Linked DNA regions of Homo sapiens: region 1 is linked to region 2. A link is a loop called in an ENCODE intact Hi-C map of the cell type or tissue named here. Cell type or tissue: PC-3. All regions are shown on one strand. Region 1 overlaps IL4 (interleukin 4). Region 2 overlaps RAD50 (RAD50 double strand break repair protein).

Region 1 (5,000 bases), 87 kb before region 2:
CGTATCACTGCTGGCCATCATTTTACATGTTTGTTTTTCTAACTCTCCCATTAGAACATTCCATGAGAACAGGGACTCGGCCTGCGTGTCTTTAGTGACACGTCCTCAGCACCTAGAACCACACCCAGCACTTGTGGAACTTCAGCAAATACTTATTGAATGAGTGAATGAATGAATGGGTTGACCAAGGGTGCTGCAGCTCCTAAGGAGTGTTTAGAAGTGAGGCTGCTGTCCACCAGGAGCCACGCGGCCGGCTTGCCAGGAATACAGTGCAGCTTACCAAGCCCGCCAGGCCCCAGAGGTTCCTGTCGAGCCGTTTCAGGAATCGGATCAGCTGCTTGTGCCTGTGGAACTGCTGTGCAGTCGCACCCAGGCAGCGAGTGTCCTTCTCATGGTGGCTGTAGAACTGCCGGAGCACAGTCGCAGCCCTGCAGAAGGTTTCCTTCTCAGTTGTGTTCTGGAAAGACAAATGCCACAGATAGCAATGTGCCAGCTCCATTTGGAGGATGGGAGAGAGATTTTTCCTCTTGATTTCTTCTTTCCAGGAGGACAAATGGAGGTGAGTTTGCTCAACTACAGACCTGTCTTCAAGTATTCCACTGAAGGAAGGCTGCTTGCCACAGACATAAACCTCTGTCAACAACCTCTCCCAATTGCAAACGCAGCAGCCTTCTCCCCAGAACCTCCCAGTTTCCTTTCTCTTGGAGGATTTTGCCGAAAGGGTACCTGAATAAAGTCATCCCATGAGGAAAAGGCACAGTGGGGACTAGAATGCAGGACCATCTGTCGCTACAGCCCACGTTCTGCGTCCGTGTCTCTATACCTCATGAGCTATTCTGCTATGAAAAGTGCCCACATGAGCTCTCAGTCAGGTTCTGCTCTTGTTCCCAGAGGTTTTAAAATCCAGCTTTCCCTGGAAATCCTGCATGCCTGTTGAATAAATGAGTGCACATCCTTTGGCCTGAACTCTGCTGCTTTGGCCAGCACTCTCCGTGTGGCTCTCCCCATGGGAGAGGAGAGCAGCACATGGCCCAAGTGAGGAGCTAAGACATTTTGCCAGGCAGCAAGAGATAAGTGCACAGATCAGGGAAAGGTGTCCTGGGAGATCAGAGGAGGCTCTGGGAGCAGGTGCCATTGATCTGAGCCTTGGGCAGAGCTTCTGTAAGGGGCCTTTTGGCCCCAAATGATGCGGAGTGAGAATCTCCTTGGAATGCCAGCAACTGTGAGGGTCTGGCCACATGGCTCTTCCTGGGGGCCCTTAGCCTTAGAGAAGGGAATGGACAAGAGACAAGTCATTGGGAACCCAGGAGAGGGATTGTGTCTCAGTCTGAACCTGGCCTGGTGTGTCCTCTCATTTTTCACTGAAGAACAAAGATGCAGAACCTGGAGAGGGTTCTTAGCTTGAGCCCAGTTCCTTTATCCAGTTCAGATAAAGAAAGCTATCCCCAGCCTCTCCCCCGACATGCTCTGGTCCCTTGATACTCAAAGTGTGGTCCATGGACCAGCAGCATGGACATCACTGGGAGCTTCTTAGAAATACAGAATCTCAGACCACCCCTGCCCCACCCAGACCCTCTGAATCAGAAGAACAGTGACAAGATGCTCAGGGGTTTCTATCAGCAGCGCTGTCCAAGCAGCTTTCAAGTTCTTACATATTTTTTTTTCTGATGATCAAGATAACATATATTTACTATAAAGGTAACATATATTCAACAAAAATACATTCACTCATCCCACCAGCCAGAGGTAACTATTGCTGTTAATATTTTGGTAAATATCGTCACACTTTTAAAAATACTTTTTAAAATAGGGGTCAACTGTTGATACTGTTTTGTAACTTCTTTACTCTTTACATATACCATAAGCATTTCCTAAGCCCTTCGGTGGTATTAGAGAACATGGGATTGAGAGCTGCGTAGAAACGCATTGCACAGTGGTACTGTCATTTGTCAGGCCCCTATCGTGGCAGATTTTTGCTTCTGTAAATAAGCGGCAGTGAGTAAACTATAGAAATCTTTGTGTTCATCTCTTATTTATGTAGGCTAAATTCTAGGAATGCAGTTCATATTTTAACGTTTTTTCAGGAAAGTCTAGACCCAGACTGAGGCACCAGAATCCCAGGCTACAGAAGCTTCCCCTTTCCCCTGTGGGGCGTGATGTCCCATGGGCAGAGCGGTTAGAAAGACATTTACTTAATGAACTGACTGAGAGTCACTCCTCGTTCCTGATTCTAGTTGGAAATGTAAGAGTGTGTCAGTATCTTTGGGCTCTGGGGGCCAAGAAACAGACCTCTCTGGGCTTTGTAGGCGAGTCGAGGTGGAAGGGACACGGGCTGATGGGGGGCGGCAGATGGTGCCTGTGTGTCTGGAGGTGGGCAGACATGCATGCTGCTGCAGAGGGAACAGTGAGATTCAAGAAAACCAAAAAGTCAGCCCTTTGCTTCTTTTACCACAAACCTTGGTGAGATTTTTCTGAAACGCTGGCTTGGAGCCTGGAAATTAAACTTAATTTTGACCCGTATATGGCCACATAGTATAGGAAAAAACCCTCTAAAGATATTTTTGAAAGGACTTTCTAAAGGAAACAAGGATAAAATAAGAATTGAAAAGAGTCTGCATTAAATGGAAAAACTTTAAAAGAATGCATCCTAAGGGCAGCTTTAGTGCAAGGCCTTAACGTTTTAGTTGCTCTGGTATCGCAGCGAGGGGGCGACACTCCATCCCTGCCGTGGCCCTGGACTCCTACCACCTGCCTGTCTAGCTCTGGCTGCTGAGTGTGTCTGCCAGTGGCTCAGGGAGTGCACTTGGACAGCCTGGCTGACCTCACAGTTCAGAACTGCTTAGGGAGTGACTCAGAAGGAGGCCTGTCCCTCCCGGGAATGTCAGGAAACAGCCACTTGGGAGATTTCTTCTGTGGCAGTGACTCTGTGAGAGTTCTAACTCGGTTCTTGACCAGCCTCACTGAGGACCATATAAATCCAGCCCGATTGGCACTGCATTCATTATCTCCCATCCTGCCCAGGATAGTCAGCTAGTGCTGTATATGAGAAACTCCTTCAAAAAACAGAGGTATTTGAGGTTCATTATGGAACTCTCTGTAGAATTATGAACTTTAGCTCTCTTTGGTAAATAGGAAATAGCTCCAACTACTTGTCCACCCAAGAAACCCTTCATCAGCCAGCCAGCTTGCTTCTTCCCACTTTGCTGTTCCTCAGACAGCCTTGACTTCATAGACACCCTGACAGGTGTTACCTGTGAAGCCCAGGACCTAGACCAGTGCCTTCTTTCCAGCAACTGCCAAGAGTAGAATGCTACCCAACTTAGAGATACTAAAATTCTTGTTCCCCCGAAGAAATAAAATCAATAGGCTGGATTTTGGAAAGATGTTTTCTTTGGGAACACAAAGAAGTACCTTTTCCTCTGCATACCACCTTTGTAGGTTTTTGAAAATAGCAACATTTCACTGTTCTGAAATATCTTAACATGTAAGTAAGCAGTGCTGAATCTTCGAGGGGAAGAAAAGAGTGAAGAGTGAGATCGTGAACTCCAGGAGGATGAAGTTCAGGGGAGGCAAATGAGACGGGTAAGAGTGAAGGCAGGCAGTGGGGATTATTCTAGGAGATGTTTGTGTGTGTGAGAGGGAGGTGAGTGAGGACTGAGTGAAGAGGGGAGTTAAGGACGGGAGGGCAGCAGTGTCCTGGCCTGCACCCGGGGGTCTTCCAGAAACAGCCCAGATGGATTGCCCCAGACTCGGCATCCTGGATGGTTTGATCCTTTCCAACCCGGTCCCCTCCTTCTTAGAATCATCGCTTCTCTGCACCTGTTCTTGCTTTTAATCGTGGTTATATCATCTCACAATAACACTTTGCACTAACTCAAGAGCTGGATTCCAATCAACCTTGCAATCACCTTCAGAATCACTTTCATATCTTCACATGTGGAAACTGAGGTGCAGAGAGGTGTGAAGATGTGCTGAAGGCCAGCCACACAGCTAGTCAGTGGCAGAGCTGGGTCTAAAACCACAGGCAGTCTTACCTCCAGGCCCTCAGCCCTCACCCTTCCTCCAGGCCTGGCTTCTAGTGAGGTGGCCCTTCCCTTGGCTTTGTTAGAGCCTTCTCAGCAGTGCCACAGGCCTCCAGAGACCCAGTGCTCAACCCGGTGGACTCTTGGCTTCTAGTAGGAGCCATCTCGGTTGGATGGACTTGGAGATTTTATACACACACACACACACACACACACACATATACATACACATATATACATACACACATATATATACACACACACATATATACACACACACACACACACACACACACACATAAACTGTTGCCCAGGTGCAGTGGCTAATCCCAGCACTTTGAGAGGCCGAGGTGGACGGATTGCTTGAGCCCAGAAGTTCGAGACAAGCCTGGGCAAAATGGCAAGACTCCATCTCTACAAAAAAATACAAAAATTAGCCAGGCGTGGTGGTGCACACCTGTCGTCCCGGCTACTTGGGAGGCTGAGGTAGGAAGATAGCTTGAGCCTGGGAGGTGGAGGCTGCTATGAGCTGAAATCGCACCACTGCACTCCAGCCTGGGTGACAGAACAAGACCCTATCTCAAAAAAAAAAAAAAGTGTGTATTTGCCCTTCAGAATCTCATCCTGTATCGGACTCCCGGGATAACTAATGAAATGAGATAGTCCAGCTAAAGGCCCGAAGAGCAGTTTCCCTCATGAAGCAGGATGGGCCCTGTTCTATGGTCTGGGTGCTGGAGTGTGACCCTGCCCAACACACAGGGCTTCACTCCTGGCCATATCATCTCCCTAGTTTGCATGGAAAGCAGGTAGTTAGGAGACCACTGTGAAATTGAGGCTTTGGGGCTTTCATTCTCAGCCGTGTGTTTCCATGAAAACAGGAACTGAAATGCACAAAACTATTGATACGGCTGTAGTCATGTGTTTGTCAGAGAAAATGCACTATCAGCTGTCAAATCTATCTCCTCCCACTACAGATAG
Region 2 (5,000 bases):
CAGTTTGAAAAGAGCCCCAATTAAACTGAAGCAAGAACAAGTATCAAATTTATGGTGAAGTGTGGGTGGAAGAATGGTGAAATCATTGATACTTTACAACAAGTTTATGAGATCAATGCCCCAAACAAATCAGCAGTTTACAAATGGATAACTCAGTTTAAGAAGGGATGAGACGATATTAAAGATGAAGCCCACAGTGACAGACTGTTCACATCAATTTGTGAGGAAAAAAAATCATCTTCTTCATGCCCTAACTGAAGAAGATCAATGATTAACAGCAGAAACAATAGCCAACACCATAGACACCTCAATTGATTCAGGTTACACAATTCTGACTGAAAAATTAAAGTTGAGTAAACGTTCTACTTGATGGATGCCCAAAATCACTGCTTCCAGATCAGCTGCAGACAACAGCAGAACTTCCTCAATAAGTGGGATCAAGTTCCTAAAGCATTTCTTCAAAGAATTGTAACAGGAGGTGATGGAATGTGGCTTTACCAGTACAATCCTGAAGACAAAGCACAATGAAAGCAATGGCTAACAAGTGGTGGAAGTGGTCCAGTCAAAGCAAAAGCAGACCAGATAAGAGCAAAGGTCATGGCAACAGTTGTTGGGGATGCTCAAGGCATTTTGCTTGCTGACTTTCTGGAGGGCCGAAGAAAGGTAACAACTGCTTATTATGAGAGTGTTCTGAGAAAGCTAGCCAAAGCATTAGCAGAAAAATGCCCAGGAAAGCTTCACCAGAGAGTCCTTTTCCACCACAACAATGTTCCTGCTCATTCCTCTCATCAAACAAGGGCCATTTGCAAGAGTTTCGATGGGAAATCATTAGGCATCCACCTTACAGTCCTGATTTGGCTCCTCCTGTCTTCTAGTTTCTTAATCTTAAAAAAATCTTTAAAGGGCACCCATTTTTATGCTAGCAATGTAAAAAAGACTACACTGACATGGTTAAATTCCCAGGACCCTCAGTTCTTTAGGACTGAACTAAATTGCTGGTATCACTGCTCAGAAGAGTCTTGAACTTGATGGAGCTTATGTTGAGAAATACAGTTTATTTAAAATTTTTATCTTTTAATTCCATTTTTCCATGAACTTTCTGAAGTCTCCTTGTATGTAAGAACTAAAGTTTATCAATATAACATACCATTTCATGACAATAAATTATTTTAAAACAATTAAACAGGTAAGCATGAAATAAGAGATTTCTATTACATCTCCAAATGTTGCAACTTACTTCAATTTGGCAAGTCTGTCCCTGGTCTGATTAATTTCTTTTGATTTACTATGTAGCCAGTCTTCAAGCTGTTTTTTGTTGGGAAAATATCCCAACAGTGAGGTTAATTCATCACTGTGCCTAGATTTTATTTTTCTGATTTGTTCATCTTTGTCAGCCTATAGGTAAAAAAAAAATCTTTTAAAAATAAAGTCTATATCTCCACATTATATCAAGAACAAAAATAAATTCTAGACTGACTAAAGTTCTAAGCTTAAAACTATAAAAATATGAAAATAAAATATAAAATTTCTTAAAGTTCTTAAAGTCTTCAAGTGGGGATGGTCTTTCTAAGCCTTAAGAGTGGAGTACCAAGTCGAACAATATAAAATTTTAAAATTTGTGTATGTTAAAAGTTAACAGTAATGTGCATGTGTGTATATACATATATATACATTTCTGTATTAACTTTTTGTAATTAAACAATAACTTTTAAGCTTGAAAGTCTATTATATAGAGTACTAAGCTCACTTAGCCTCTAAAATATAGTCAATACCAACTTAATACCTTATAGTCTATGACTTATGAGTGCAAGGTAGGCTATTTTAAGTACCAGACAGTATAATTAGAACAAAAAGAAAAATCATACTTTGTCTTTGGTCAGCATCTCCATTTGGGTACGTGTTGTTGTATGATGGTTTAACTGCTCCATCTCCTGGTCAAGTTTACGCAGGGTCCTGTCTAAGTCTGCTTTTTCATTTTGGAGACTTATTACTTCCATTTTTAAGGTTTCTACATTGCTGTTTTTCTCAGCCTTGCTTAACTCACGTTCCTAGTCAATAATTCATACAAATGCAAAGGTGTTATATATTTTGTGCAAGAATTAAAATAATGACAAAGTGTATTAGAAATTAACTACTCCTCAGAATGTTCCAAATATTACTGTTTGCATCCAACAAGAGAAAAAAACATAAGGCACTATATATGCTCTAAGGTATATCTTATTAAAGTGACCTTACTATGTTATAATGGTAGAGAATTAGTAAATAAACCTAGAAGGGTCAAACAGGAAAGAAATGTGAGAATTACTGTAAAATTAGGAGACATGTGTCTAAGTACACAGATTAGTGAGTCCTCAGTCAACAATTAAATATTTATTATGTCCCCATGTAATTCACTATATTGCCTGGTATGTAGAAACTATAAAAATAGTGTGATGTGGTCCCTGACCAAGTATCTCCCCACCCCAACAAGACAACACTGATGAAGTGCTAAACTGACAAAAATGTATGCTACAATGGTGAGTTATGGAGCAAAAATAAATGTTTACATAAATTATCAAGATGGGCTTTAAGAAGTTTGCCATGCTTTAGAATGCTTACTTTGGTAATGGAGATGTGAAGAAGGAGGACAGACTAGAAGCAAGAAAGAAAATATGGAAATACCTGAAAAGATTGGCTAAGAAAGTTTTTAACACAGAAAAAGTAATAATACAGCAAAAATCATCTAGAATTACAACGTGTGTGACCTAGAGGAAAAATACTTGCTTTTTTAAAACTTTGGCAAGTGTTCTTTTTCTTTTTTTTGAGATGGAGTCCCACTCTGTCACCCAGGCTGGAGAGCAGTGGCGCAATCTTGGCTCACTGCAACCTCTGCCTCCCAGGTTCAAGCGATTCTCCTGCCCTGGCCTCCCAAGTAGCTGGGATTACAGGCACACGCCACCACGCCCAGCTAATTTTTGTATTTTTAGTAGAGACGGGGTTTCACCATGTTGGCTGGACAGGTCTTGAACTCCTGACCTCACGTTATCTGCCTGCCTTGGCTTCCCAAAGTGCTGGGATTACAGGTGTGAGACACCGCACCCGGCCTGGTAAGTGTTCTTAATCAAGGTGCTCATAAGAATTAGCCAGTTTTGTTGTGTTTTGAATGTACATTTCTATGCCCCATTCTCAGAGATTTTGATTTGGAAGGTCTGAAGCTTTAAGGTCTGAGTACAGTATCTTTAAAAAGCTCCCTATGTGATTCTAATTTTCAGGCTATCGGGTTGTAGAACCAAAGAGTCAGAAGATCAAGATATTCAGATGAATTCATTTTACATGAGAATAAGACAAAGTTGATGTTTTTATTAAAATGCTATAATCTTAGGATCAAAAATAGACAAAATACTTCTAAAAGTATTATATCTTAAAATTATTAGATTATTCAAACAATATCTTACAGCTTTTATGAGCTCCTGGTCCAGTTCAAGAATCCTGTCTGAAGATCCTTCCAACTGCTGTAATTCATACTTCACATTTTTCAGCTCATTCTGCTTCTTACTTAGGATTTCTGATTTTAACTCAATTATTCTTCCCAGTCCAGTTTTCTTATCTCTTATCTCATCTATCTGTTTTTGTTTCAGAGTCTCTTTTTCTGCAAAGTCATTCTAAATGCATATGTAAAGAATGAGCATTAATAATTTACTAAACAATTTAAGTTTTTTAATTGCAAAAGGAATATATGTACACTGAAGAAAATACAAAAAAGTACAGTCGTGTGTTGCTCAGCAGGGATATATTCCAAGAAATGCATCATTAGGCAATTTTATCATTGTGTGAACATCAGAATGTATTTACATAAGCCTACATGGTATAGTTTAATACACACATAGACTATATGGTATAGCCTATTGTTTATGGGCTACAAACCTATACAGCATATTACTGTACTGAATACTTTGGCAACTGTAACATGATGATAAGTATTTATGTATCTAAACATATCTAAACACAGAAAACATACAGTAAAATACAGTATTATAATTTTATGGGACCAATGTCAAATATGTGGTCTATCACTGACCAAAACATGTGGTTCAAGACTGTATTTTAAAAACAATCAAAACCATTACCCAGAGATAATCATTAACTGTGAGCAAATGTTTTCTCTGCAATTAGTTTTTAAAAATTTTTACTTAAAACCAAATAAAAAATGTAGGTTTACATTTTCTTCATATTTTTATCTTTATACACTTAAGAACATTTGCTTCAATAAAGGTTTTTCTGCCTTGTAGCAGATTTTATCCTAACACTAATAGAAAAATATGCCAAAATGGAGTCCAACCAAAAATTAAAACAATTCAAGTAGAGAATATGATGCAAACAAAATAACAAATACTGTATTTCAAAATACTTGCCATCAGTTGGTTGGCAGTTTTTGCTTCCCCTTCTTGTCTCTCTCTCACAAGTTTGTGAAAATTTTTAATCTGTCTTTCACTGAATGGTCCACGCTCAAAGCCATCCAATTCTAGCTGTGTTGCCAAAGACTGAATTAATGAATCTCTAGCTCGGATATGTTCTTGATGGCGATCTGCTTGCAGCTGTAGACGACCTTTTAAAAAAAAAATCTCATAATTTTTTTTTCAACTGGTGCTTAAAAAGTTGAGATAGCTGCAGATTCACGAGTTATAAAAAATAATGCAGTGTGTCTCTTGTACATTTTGCCCAGTTTCTCCCAATGATAACATTTTGCAAAACTGCAGTAAAATATCACAACCAGAATACTGATATTGATATAATTCATCAATCTTATTCAAATTTCCCCAATTTTATTTGTACCCCTGAGCATGTGGATGTGTGTATATTAAGTTCTATATAATTTTATCACCTGTGTCGGTTCATATATCCACTATGGCAGTCAAGATACTGAACAGTTCCAATACTACAAGGACTCTCTTTTTGTTCTAATCATAACCATACCTAGCTCCCTCCTGTCCTTTCTCTTACCCAGTATCCCTGGCAACCAC

What was found. Hi-C counts contacts between places; a loop is a spot of excess contacts. Peaks named below come from ENCODE experiments on the same cell type or tissue, not always from the same donor. Only the 100,000 strongest peaks of a DNase experiment are listed, where the experiment ranks them.
Region 1: it touches region 2 in a loop (11-fold over the local background); 1 of 110 quality-filtered maps calls a loop at or near these places.

Annotation. Positions count from the first base shown.
Region 1 is chr5:132,675,171-132,680,170 of GRCh38, reverse strand. IL4 (interleukin 4) reads right to left here. Exons shown (of 4, transcript NM_000589.4): 3 at 281-457. LOC105379176 (a long non-coding RNA gene) reads left to right here. Exons shown (of 2, transcript NR_134248.1): 2 at 55-1,086. Among named protein-coding and RNA genes, the nearest start is that of IL4, 3.7 kb to the right of the region's middle. In PC-3, CTCF peaks have their summits at 2,512 and 2,715; a DNase peak (open chromatin) is centred at 2,810; H3K4me3 peaks cover 288 bases; H3K27ac peaks cover 918 bases.
Region 2 is chr5:132,588,272-132,593,271 of GRCh38, reverse strand. RAD50 (RAD50 double strand break repair protein) reads right to left here. Exons shown (of 25, transcript NM_005732.4): 8 at 4,392-4,585; 9 at 3,435-3,641; 10 at 1,866-2,048; 11 at 1,238-1,395. Among named protein-coding and RNA genes, the nearest start is that of RAD50, 34 kb to the right of the region's middle. In PC-3, a CTCF peak has its summit at 1,924 (motif pointing left); no DNase peak of the experiment used is centred here.